2 separate regions of the Homo sapiens genome follow, and region 2 is linked to region 1. The links are chromatin loops, found by intact Hi-C in ENCODE. Cell type or tissue: dorsolateral prefrontal cortex. All regions are shown on one strand. Each heading gives the region's core, and the rest is flanking DNA. Links, peaks and the distances in the headings are about the cores only.

Region 1 (5,380 bases), core at 192-5,191:
GACTGTTATTTTTGAGATCTAGAAGTCACTCAGACCCATATTGGGCAGGATTGTTAAGGACAAATAACAGAATCTACTCACGCTTGCTTAACCAGAAAAAAAAATAATGTATTAGAGGAGATAAGCTCGCTCACAGCACAGCAACCCGAGGAGGACTATGTACGGAAGGCCACTCTGAAGCTTCACAGCCAGGAGCCATGTCCGGCCACACCGTGGGGACTTCTGAGAAAACACTGCTCTTCTGTCATTGAGGAAAGCTCCTCAGACACACAGAACCACTATCCAGGGCCCCTCTCGACTGCCCCTGAAGGGCAGAATTCCTTGGCCACTGTGCTTGCCAGATGATGGGGTTCCCTTTGTGTGGCCGTGTCCTCGGAGTGCTCACTTCTGAACACTGGGCTCCCGTGGGGCCCTCGAATGTGCAGGCCCTTGCAGGGTCATGTTGTGAAATGCCAGGGAGTCCAGCAATGCATGTCTGCTTCCTTCCATCCTGTTAAGGCTGGACTCAAAACAAGGAAAATTGCCTAAAATGGAGGAAGAGGGTTTCTGAGTGATGGGCAGCCACAAATGACCAATGTCTGCTCCATGCTACTCTGTCCCTTGGGATTTGGGTCAACTCGGCTCAGACCCCTGCACCCAGCCTGCATGATGCCAGGGCCCTTCCCACAATGGCAACAGGTTGCCCACCTTACTTCTCCACCTTTGTGTCTGCTGTGCCTGCTCAGTTTGGACTGTACATGGACCCTGGCCCCTTCACTTGCTTTACAAGAATCCTGCCACCTGCATGAATTGCACAGCTTAGTAACTTTCCAGAAGGCTTGAGGAGTCACCAGGAGAGATTATCCTGCCCACATCTTCTCCCTCGGAGTCCCACCATCTCTCCCCTGGCCTCTGCTCCCTTCTAAAAGCCCAGGCTCCCCACCCATGACCCTCTGCCTCAAATGGCCCCTGAGAAGCAACAGCTTAGCCTTCCCTGAGATTCTGTGGGGAGTAGTCCCACCAGACAGCAGCCTCCCAAGGGCTGTGCCCAAGAATTCTGATTAATGTCATTTCCCCACTCCTGTAAATTGCCGTCTCCATCATCGTTGATGTCATCTTCATCTCCCTAAGATGCTAGAGCTTTTTGCTGGGGGCAGGGACCTTTAGGGTCTTCAAAGTTTCCCAGTTGGTCAAAGACTAGCTACTGGTCCATTTAGCTCAAGGATGCCAGCCTCTGGCTGAAATTGTAATCAGGAAGATAAAGCAGGGGCTGTTTGACTGAGTATCATCCCATGCCTGTCTTTCTCTTGGTTCTCCCCCAAAGCAGACCCCAAGACAAGGCTTGGAGTACAGTTTATTAGGAGGTGATATTAGGAAGCACCAGTAGGAGAGAAGGGAAGGGAAATAAGGATGGAAGGTGACATTAATAAATGAGTTACCACTATGAGCAACTGGAGCTCAATCCCCCTGGACATTCTCTGAGAGGCTGCATAGATTACAACTCAAAATCATCCTGTCCAGAGATAGGGAGGCTGGGTATCCACCCCGCAGCTCGCAGTCCTCACTGACTGAGGGCTGTTCACAGGGCATTCATTCTTGGCACTTGCAGCCTCCTCGGTGCCCTGCTAGGCTTGCTCTGCATTCAGAGAGAACCTTTGGGCAGGGAGACACTGGTGCTTGAGGTAAGAGCCATGCTGTGCACACCAAGCTGCAGGTGACTCCAGGGTGGCCTGGAGAAGAAGTGCAGGCACTGGCGGCCTCTATGATCATTAGCACTGCTTTCATTTGCTCAGGCTGCCATAGCAAAGCACGGTCAGCCCTCTGCATCTGTGGGTTCCACATCTATGGAATCAAGAATATTCAGGGGGAAAAACTACATCTGTACTGAACATGCACAGACTTTTTTTTCCTGTCATTATTCCCTAAACAATATGACATAACAAGTACTTACGTGGCATTTATATTGTATTAGATATTATCAGGAATCTGGAGATGGTTTAAGGTATATAGGAAGGTGTGCATAGTTTATATGCAAATACTATGCCATTTTATATCAAGGACTTGAGTATCCTTGGATTTTGGGTGCACGGGGGTCCTGAAACCAATCCCCCATGGATACCAAGTGATGACTGTACCAAAAACTGGGTGGCTTTAAATGACAGTGTATTCTCTCCCAGTCCTGGAGGCTAGTCCAAAATCAAGGCTTCAGCTGGGCTGTGCTCCCTCTGAAGGCTCTGGGAAAGAATCCACCTTGCCAAGGCAGTTCTTAACAATCATCGGTGTTCCTTGGCTTGTGGCCACATAACTTACCTCTGCCCTCACAGGCCCATCTTCTCTGAGTCTTAGCTCTGTGTGTATCTGGCTCTGTGTCCCAATTTCCCCCTTTAAGAACACCAACCACATTGGAAAGGGCCCATCTCACCCAGTGACCTCAACTAATTACATCTGCAACAATCCTATTTCCAAATAAAGTCCCATTCTCAGGAACTGGGGGTTAAGGCTTCAACATATCTTTTTGGAGGGATGCAATTTGATGCCCACCAGGCACCTTATATGTGTTATATTCTTCAATCGTGACAGCAGCTGTGAGACAGGTGTGCTTCTCCAGGTATCACACAGAGGAAATTGAGGCCCTGAGAGGTGAAGCGACCCTCTTGAGAGCCCCCAGGTAGGAAGCTGCAGAGCTGGAAGCTGAACACAGCTCTGTGACAGGCTGAAGTCCATCATGTGCTCTTCTAAACAGTATTGTCTGCTGTAGCCCACCCTGGCTTTAAGGAGGAGAAAGCCAATGCGCAGGCTCCTAAGCCAGGCTCCTCGAGTTCAAGTCCCACCTCCACTGCTGACTACCATGAGACCCCCACACATTCCTGACCTCCTTTAAGGCTCCCCCTGAAAAATGGGAATCAGAGCAGTGCCTGCACCACAGACTTATGATGAAGATCAATTTAAATAATATATGAAAAATATTTAGTAAGCGTACAGTGAATGTCAGTTGCTGTCATTATCATCACAGTTACATTTAATATTCTGAACATTAAACACCACGAGCCTCTATACAAAGCTCATATTTCCAGGCCACAATTCAGGATCATTTTTGTCTTTCACTCCTTGCTACAGCTGCCCACGAGTGATTCCAGGCAGGGCCATGACGGCTGCTGGGGTGGGCGGTGCCAGCCCTTCTCCCCCATCCCTGCGTGCCCCCCTGCTCGCCCCTGCTTGCTAATGCCCATGTGACATGAGACTCTGAAAGCAGCGATAAAAACAGCAGCTCTTAATCTGCCTGCTGCATGTGGCTTTATCTGAACCCCTCCTCCCTGGGCTGCTGGGGGCTCAAGGGGAGATGGGCAGATTAAGAGCAACGTTTCCGACATGCCCTCCCACCTCCTGCAAACTGGGGCTGCCGCCAGCAGATTTCCTCAAAGCCCAGCGAGGCAGCCGCCGGAGGAATGTGCGGCCTCCTTGGCATGGCAGACATTCAAGGGAGCCCACAAAGGCGCTGTTATGAAAACCCTCTGGAGCACGGGGTAGGATGGGAGCGTTTCATTTGCAATTGGGATTGCACATTTCAAGAACGGGAGCTCGGCAACAGAACGCATGCATGTGAACACACACGGCTCATAATTAATTCATTTCACTTCCTCCTGTTGAAAAAATATTGCAGGAGATGGGGGGTGGAACCACCAGTCTGAGCAGGTAGTTATTTCTGTGCCTGGGGCTCAGCCTGGCTGAGAACCAACCTGTCTAACATGGAAGCTGAAGGGCAAGTAACTCTCGTGCGGGCTCCTGCCCCAGCCGAGGTACAGCCAGCAAGGCGTTCCTGGGTGCCCGGAAGTGGCTTCCCCAGACTGGTCTCCTCCACCTGCATTTTGTGTGGTCTTCTCATTCTTGGACAAGATTGTCTTTTAACTGCTAAAAACTAGAGATAGAGCTAGGAGCTATCACTTAGCCACTGGCACTTCCCAGCAACTCCCCAGGAGTTACAATGCTCAGGACGTATTGGCAAACTTGTAGGAACTACAGGACCCGTGCGAGGTCCTAGATAAGGTGAGGAAAGCCCCACTCCCTTCCCTCAAGCAGCCTACAGTTCAGAGGGAGGAGGCAAGTTAAGTAGGTGTGTGCATGGCCTACTGTGGAAGAACAGAAGGGGAAAGCCAAATCTAGCCTGGCAGTCAGGGAAGGAGAATGGTACATCCACGAGGAAATGGAAAGAATGAACAGGAGTTAGCAGGGAGAATCAAAAGTGCAAAGACCCTACAGCTAAGAACAGCCTGGTACATTCTGGAATATTCTGGAATGGGAGGTTTAAGGGGTGGTGATGGTGCCAGGAGGATTAGAGTTAAAAAAGCAAGGGTTTAAAAACTGACTTTGGTTTCTCTATCTGAGGGGGCACTCACTTAAAATGATAAAGACAGGCTAGGCTCAGTGGCTTACACCTATATTTCCAACACTTTGAGAAGCCAAGGCGGGAAGATCGCTTGAGCCCAGGGGTTTGAGATCAGCCTTGCCAACATGGTGAGACCCCGTTTCTACAAAATTTTAACAATTAGCGGGCATAGCGGCATGCCCCTGCGGTCTCAGCTACTTGGGAGGCTGAGGTAGGAGGATCACTTGAGCCCTGAAGGTCAAGGTTGCAGTGAGCCGTGATCATGTCACTGCACTCTAGCCTGGGCGACAGAGCAAGACCCTATCTCAAAAAAAAAAAAAAAAAAAAAAAAAAAAAAAAAAAAAAGAGGTCCTGATAGCCCAAAATGGTCATGAGTAAATTTTACTTGATAGAAAAAAAAAATGTGTTTTTTTTCATTCTATCACTTACTCATGTAAATAAATGTTTACTGAACATCAGCAACATACCAGGCCCTGTGCTAGTTATTGATTATTCAAAGGTAATTCAGATGTGCTCTTGTCTTCAAGGAGTTCACAGTCTAACAGAAACAGAAGTCATCGCTAAGGTTGTTCGTACACTCAGAGGTCCCAGGCGCCCTATGTGCCCTGTCCCATTTGTTCCTCTGCAGGCTCTGCCTTCTAAGTGGGAGTGGAGGGAAACTTCGGGACGCATTTGTCCTCCACAGTCACTCAGTGCCCTATGTCAAATGCGTGGTGGAGAGGGGACGGGGACATGGAGAGAGGAAGAGACAGAAACAGACAGGCAGACATTGAGACAGAGAGAAGCAAAGATAGGAACGGAAAGAGATAGAAAGACAGTCAGACAGTGGAGAGAAACTGACTAAATAAACAGAGGACCGGGAAAGAGAGGGTGGGAGAGAAAAACAGATAAATGCAGAGAGAGAGAGAGAGAGAGAGAGAGAGGCAGAGGCAGACAGGTAGAGGGACTGGGAGAGAGAAATAGAAGCAAGGTACAGCCTCATTCACAGAAAGAGAAAGAAACAGAGGGAAAATGAAA
Region 2 (5,380 bases), core at 89-5,088, 94 kb after region 1:
GGATACTAAACTTTTCCTTTTTCAAAGGAAATGATACATTCACATGTGATAACACTAACATACACATCCCTGTGCAGTAAAATAGTTTTTGAGCCAATAAAACATGACAGTGTTTCTAAGAGTGCTGAGAACACTACTTCTTTCAAGCCGTCAAGATTATACTGACTGACAGCTTTCAAGTACTCCTGCTGCAGAGGGTTAATCTCATTTTATTAAATGGACACTGGTAATCCCTTGAAAAGAGAATGAAATTAGAAGTGTGACATTCACTCCTCAATCTAATTATTCCAACTTGTTCTGTTCCCCTGCAGCTCTGTGATTGGCACAGACAACACATAGAGAGCAACAAAGGTAACTATGGCTCATACTAGCTCCCAAGGGAGTGAAGACTGAAAGTCACTGTAAAAAAATCATACACAAGTGACACATTCATTGTGCCATAAACCATTATGTCTGTGCCAATCTCCAACTGACACTGGCTCTTAGCACTATTGTTCACAAATTCTAAGAGATGCCAAACACTTTCACAATGCATGACCATTCACAGCCCTAAATGAGAAAGGGAGACAGGAATGCCTATGCTTTATTTCTAAATAATATTAACTCTCCAAGACATTCCCATCTAGATAGACATTTACAATATAATAAACTCTCCAAGTTTAAGATGGAAAACAAATATACGAATGGTTCATTAACAAAGTAAAACAACTGGCTGCCACAATGTAATAGTCCCCTTCAGAACCGATAGCTCCCTCTCCAATTCCCCAGGATGGAGAAAGGGACTGGAGAAAAATAACTGGACAGACCAAGTCTGACTCATCAATGGGAGAGTCAGCGGTGGAGGATTAGAAAACAAAAATCTAAAAACAAAACCCAAAACAAAGCTGCTGCATTCTTACCTAATGCTGCTATTCTTTTTTGTTTTGAGACAGTCTCACTCTGTTGCCCAGGCTGGAATGCAGTGGCACGATCTTGGCTCACTACAACCTCCACCTTCCAGGTTTGAGCGATTCTCCTGATTCAGCCTCCTGAGTAGCTTGGTTGGACTGCAGGCGCCTGCCACCATACCTGGCTATTTTTGTATTTTTAGTAAAGACGGGGTTTCACCATGTTGGCCAGGCTGGTCTCGAACTCCCGATCCACCCGCCTCGGCCTCCCAAAGTGCTTGGGGGTAATATGGTGTGAGCCACTGCACCTGGCCAATGTTGCTATTCTTTACCAGGAAACAAAATGAGAGTCACTAGGTGCATGATATGTTGGCTCCCTAAGCTAAGTGTGGTTACTGGAGCACCTCTTGGGCAGTGGCTATGATACAGCTGACAGGTGACGCAGGAGAGGTAGGGACAGATGCTTATGCCATGACAGTATCAAAGTTAATCTGAGCATTGAACTGGGTATATTCTGAGTGTTTCAGTACTGGTCGTGGCCTCTAGCAATACAAGTTTTGGTCATGGGATGGCATACCACGAAACCTTGTATTACCTGAGCCTGGATCACAAGTGACAAGGGATGGATTCAAACACATGTGAAAGCACCCTGGAGAAGGGGCATGTACTTACTCTAGGCCCCTCTCTTCCAAGAAACACACAGGACCCCCTAGGTGAAAGGTGACTTTCCCTTTTTCACAGATTCTAACAGCAGCAGTAGCCATTCTAACACATTTTACTCCTTTTAAAGAGGAAGTATGATTGTGTTAATACTTAAAAAAAAATGACCGCTACAAAACATTGCACATGCACTCACTGGGGCCACAGATTAGATGTCTAGAGGGATTACCAAACAGTTTAAATTAGTGCTAAAATAAACTACCATACATTAACCAATATTTAGGTGTTAAAATGAAATAATGTAGCCAGAGTTAATAATGTGAATAAACCACTCAAACTTTATGGGAAACTACACCCTGATGAAGAGTTTCAATTAAGCCAGTATGGGTACTTTACGCCAGAGAAATCTGATCCAAGAACAAGAGAGGACAGCTGAACACCAATTTAAGACTATCCTAAACACAGAGAGAATCAAAGGTAAGCCACGTGCTTGGCCCCAGAGAAATCTCAGCCTAATCACCAGGCCCATCCAATCTTGAGACGGAGGAGCCTACCTTACTCCAGGACAACCTATAAAAGTTGTCACTTAACACATTACACTGTAACTGTCAATCAACTGTGTACTACTCCACAGCAAAGACCACATTTAATCATCTTTGTCATCGTGGCATTAAGCAGTGCTAGGTACTCAATAAAATTATCTACTGGATGAATAAATGAACACTGCAGAGAAAGACAAAGTAGGATGCAAATTGAGAAAAGGGCCCAAGCTTTGGAAATCGAGGTCGCTGGTGACTTTTAGGAGAGCAGGCTATGTGGGATGAGGGCGGCAAGAATTAAGAGCCTGAAGGTTGTCAGACGAAGAGCACAGGAGCTCTTCCTTACCTCAGAACTGTGGTGCTGAATTAAGAGATTGCTCTGCTTATTACCCAAGCAAACTGAGAAGAATTTCTGTAGGAAATAGGGTCTTGGATGATGCTGTACAATCAAAAAGGGAGAACGATAGAGGGCATGCAAGACAGAGAGGTTAAATCACTGGTCAAAGGGAGAGAAAGAACACAATCAAACAGAAGTCCTGGGGAAAGAAATGGGGACACTTTCTGCTGAGACATAAGAGAGATGCTAGGTAAAGATAAAGTGACATTTTTACTAGAAAGATGACAATCTGAGGACGTTCTCTCAGTTGGCCTCTCCCTTCACAGGGAGGCAGGCAATATGGCAGAGGTAGTGTAGGGGTCGTGAGCAGAATTTGGAAATGAGAAATCAGAAAAGAGATTAAATGAACCACGGAGATCGAAAGCAGTGCCTGGTTTGGACAGTATAGGAGAAAAGAGAGCAAGTGATGAACAGAGAGAGAAAAGGAAATTTACTCGCATCTCACAAATTACCCTTAATAGCATGAATATAGTATGCCTAAAAGAAGCAGGTCTCCACTACCCAGAGATCATGCTTATCCAAAATGACTTATTCCCTAAAACACGGCCCGTCTGCCAGGACTATTTATTGGCACACTGTAGACAACATGTAAGGTGCCCTCTGGATGGTTCTGCCACTGCTATCATTCAACAGTTCAGCAAATGCACGCTCAGAATTCTTCAGTGCATGCAACACAATCTGGTATCTACAGGATGAAGTCTGTATGTACAAAAGGTAAATTTCAGCCATAAGTCCTCCTAAAATGCAACATATAAGCACAACTGGGTGAATGTCTCACTTGCTCCTAAGAAAATGTTTGACTAGTACGGTGAAGCGTTTCTCCCTCTGTTGGTCAACAAACCAAAACTTCACAAATGAAAAGGCCGCAAGACTATTTGGGATCTGGTTATTACCAAGAAAAATGGGGCATCTGCTAAACTACCTGTGTTGTTTGAAAACTGCTGCTGTGTTCTGAATGTCTTCTATGTGTCCTTAAATGACAACCTAACTCTTAAACCATCACTTGCCCCCCTTCCCCACCCAAACCCCTCAACAACAGGTGAGCATTTATCATCTTAATTAGCATAACTGCTTTTTCAAACTAGTTCTCCCAATAAATGCCACAGTACTCCTAGAGTTGGGGGGCAGGGGATGAGGTAGGGAAATTCACCTTTTGGAAGGCGAAGGAAAAGAAAAATACAAGGGCGACCAGGCTGAGCCCTCCCATATAAAGATACTGCACCATCAGAGCTGTTCTGGCAGCTCTTGAAATCTGTCCCCTCCCCACTTCTGGGCTAATACTCTCTTCGCTGCGTGGCAAGTGGAAGAATGAGAAAGTCCAATTTCCATTGAGAGCTATGCACACTCCCACATTCCACTCCTGGGATGCTGTGCCAGGCTCTCCAGGTTGGTTAAACTTTACAAATGTACCCAACATGGGAGACAGGTAGAACCTTTTCAAAGCTATCACAGGACAGGCACATCAAGAAGTCAGAGTCAGCACAACCTCCCCTCAAGGAGGAACTGTCATCTCCATTTTACAAATTAGGAAGACTGAGGAGCAGAAAGAGTTAAGAAATTCATCCAAGGTTCAGCTCCATCTGAACTCTTCATGGACTCCTCTTATCTTCAGGTATCCTTAAACACTCTACAGGTATGCCTTTGAAGAGTACAGCCTTGCGTGTGTGTCAGGGGTGGCAATGTGAGATGAAAAGGGTGATGAGGGTACTAGGGGTTGAAAAACTCAGGTCCCCAAGTTACAGTTTAGCTGGACTCCTCCCTGAGAACACCACTGCCACCTGTTAGCCTCACCGTGCCTTACTCCGGCAAGAAGGGGACTACTTGGTTGTCCTTAAGAAAAGAAAAGGGGGCAGAGGGAACAGGCAAGAATGTTTTCCTTGCTTTCCACTGCCTTCAGAACATTCTCTGTAAGGAATGAACACCCATATTATGATATTTAACACTGCTGATGAGTGAGAAACAGTGACTTCCCACAAATTCGCATTGCTTAATGAAGTCTTCTAAGTGTCATACAACACACTGTAAATAGCACTCATTTAATGGGCAAAACTTTCAACATGTTGTGGCAAGTCATTTCTTCAATACGAAGCTGACAGTCTGAGTCTCCGAGATCATTCAAGTTTCCCCAACTAACGTTAAATAAGCAGTTAAACACCTTCACAATACAGTGGTAAATATTAGATCAGAGCCCATGGCCTACAACTTTTGGTGTCTAAGTCTCAAATTAAAACCAATCAATCATCACCACCGCCACCACCAATCTCCAAAAAAAAAAAAAAAAAAAGACCAGAGATTCAAGATAGTAAACACAGTTTCCCTCATAAATTTAGCAAACAAGCTTTTTGTATCTTCTTCACGACTATATTTTCTTATGACAAGGGTGTCTTCTTGAAATATTATTTTACAGGTTTATTGTTGCCATTTTAGTAGCATGTAAGTGAAAATGTGCTATGAAACTTCAATAATAGACATCATCAGGAAAATATTTATTTGCATTTAAACAGCTAACATTTTAGAAAAGAGTCCATTCTATAAAAAGTGAAGCAGATCTTTATCTGGGGCATTCTTAGTGTCTGGAAAGGAAAAACTTCAGAGAGTTCAAATGTACACGAGCACAAATGAGAACAGAAAACAAGACACCTTTTCTGGATTGCTTTGGTATGTGTACCGATACCACTTTCAGGGAGCACAGGCAAAACAGTTATTTTTTAAAGAGGCATTTCCCCCGTGTACTACTCTTGTTTTCCTTTTCCTCTTGTGCAACCTGAGATCTTACTGCTCATTTCTCATATACTTCTCTGGATCTCAGCTACCACAACGAGCAACGAGATGACAAAGCCATCTTCTTGTGATTCAGGCAATAAAGAGCAAGAAGAGTCTCTAATAAATTGTATCTT

What was found. A loop is a pair of places that touch in the nucleus more often than their neighbours do. Peaks named below come from ENCODE experiments on the same cell type or tissue, not always from the same donor. Only the 100,000 strongest peaks of a DNase experiment are listed, where the experiment ranks them.
Region 2: a loop joins it to region 1, with 2.7 times the contacts of the local background. A loop is called at or near these places in 3 of 110 quality-filtered maps.

The regions. Positions count from the first base shown.
Region 1 is chr3:72,285,873-72,291,252 of GRCh38, forward strand. The region is part of intron 5 of LOC105377158 (a long non-coding RNA gene); the gene reads right to left. Among named protein-coding and RNA genes, the nearest start is that of LINC00870, 140 kb to the left of the region's middle. RefSeq lists a cis regulatory region at 2,955-4,191. In dorsolateral prefrontal cortex, for the core only: no CTCF peak of the experiment used is centred there; DNase peaks (open chromatin) are centred at 3,179 and 3,449; H3K4me3 peaks cover 1,402 bases; H3K27ac peaks cover 3,398 bases.
Region 2 is chr3:72,379,594-72,384,973 of GRCh38, forward strand. The region is part of intron 1 of RYBP (RING1 and YY1 binding protein); the gene reads right to left. Among named protein-coding and RNA genes, the nearest start is that of RYBP, 64 kb to the right of the region's middle. In dorsolateral prefrontal cortex, for the core only: no CTCF peak of the experiment used is centred there; no DNase peak of the experiment used is centred there; H3K4me3 peaks cover 2,393 bases; H3K27ac peaks cover 5,000 bases.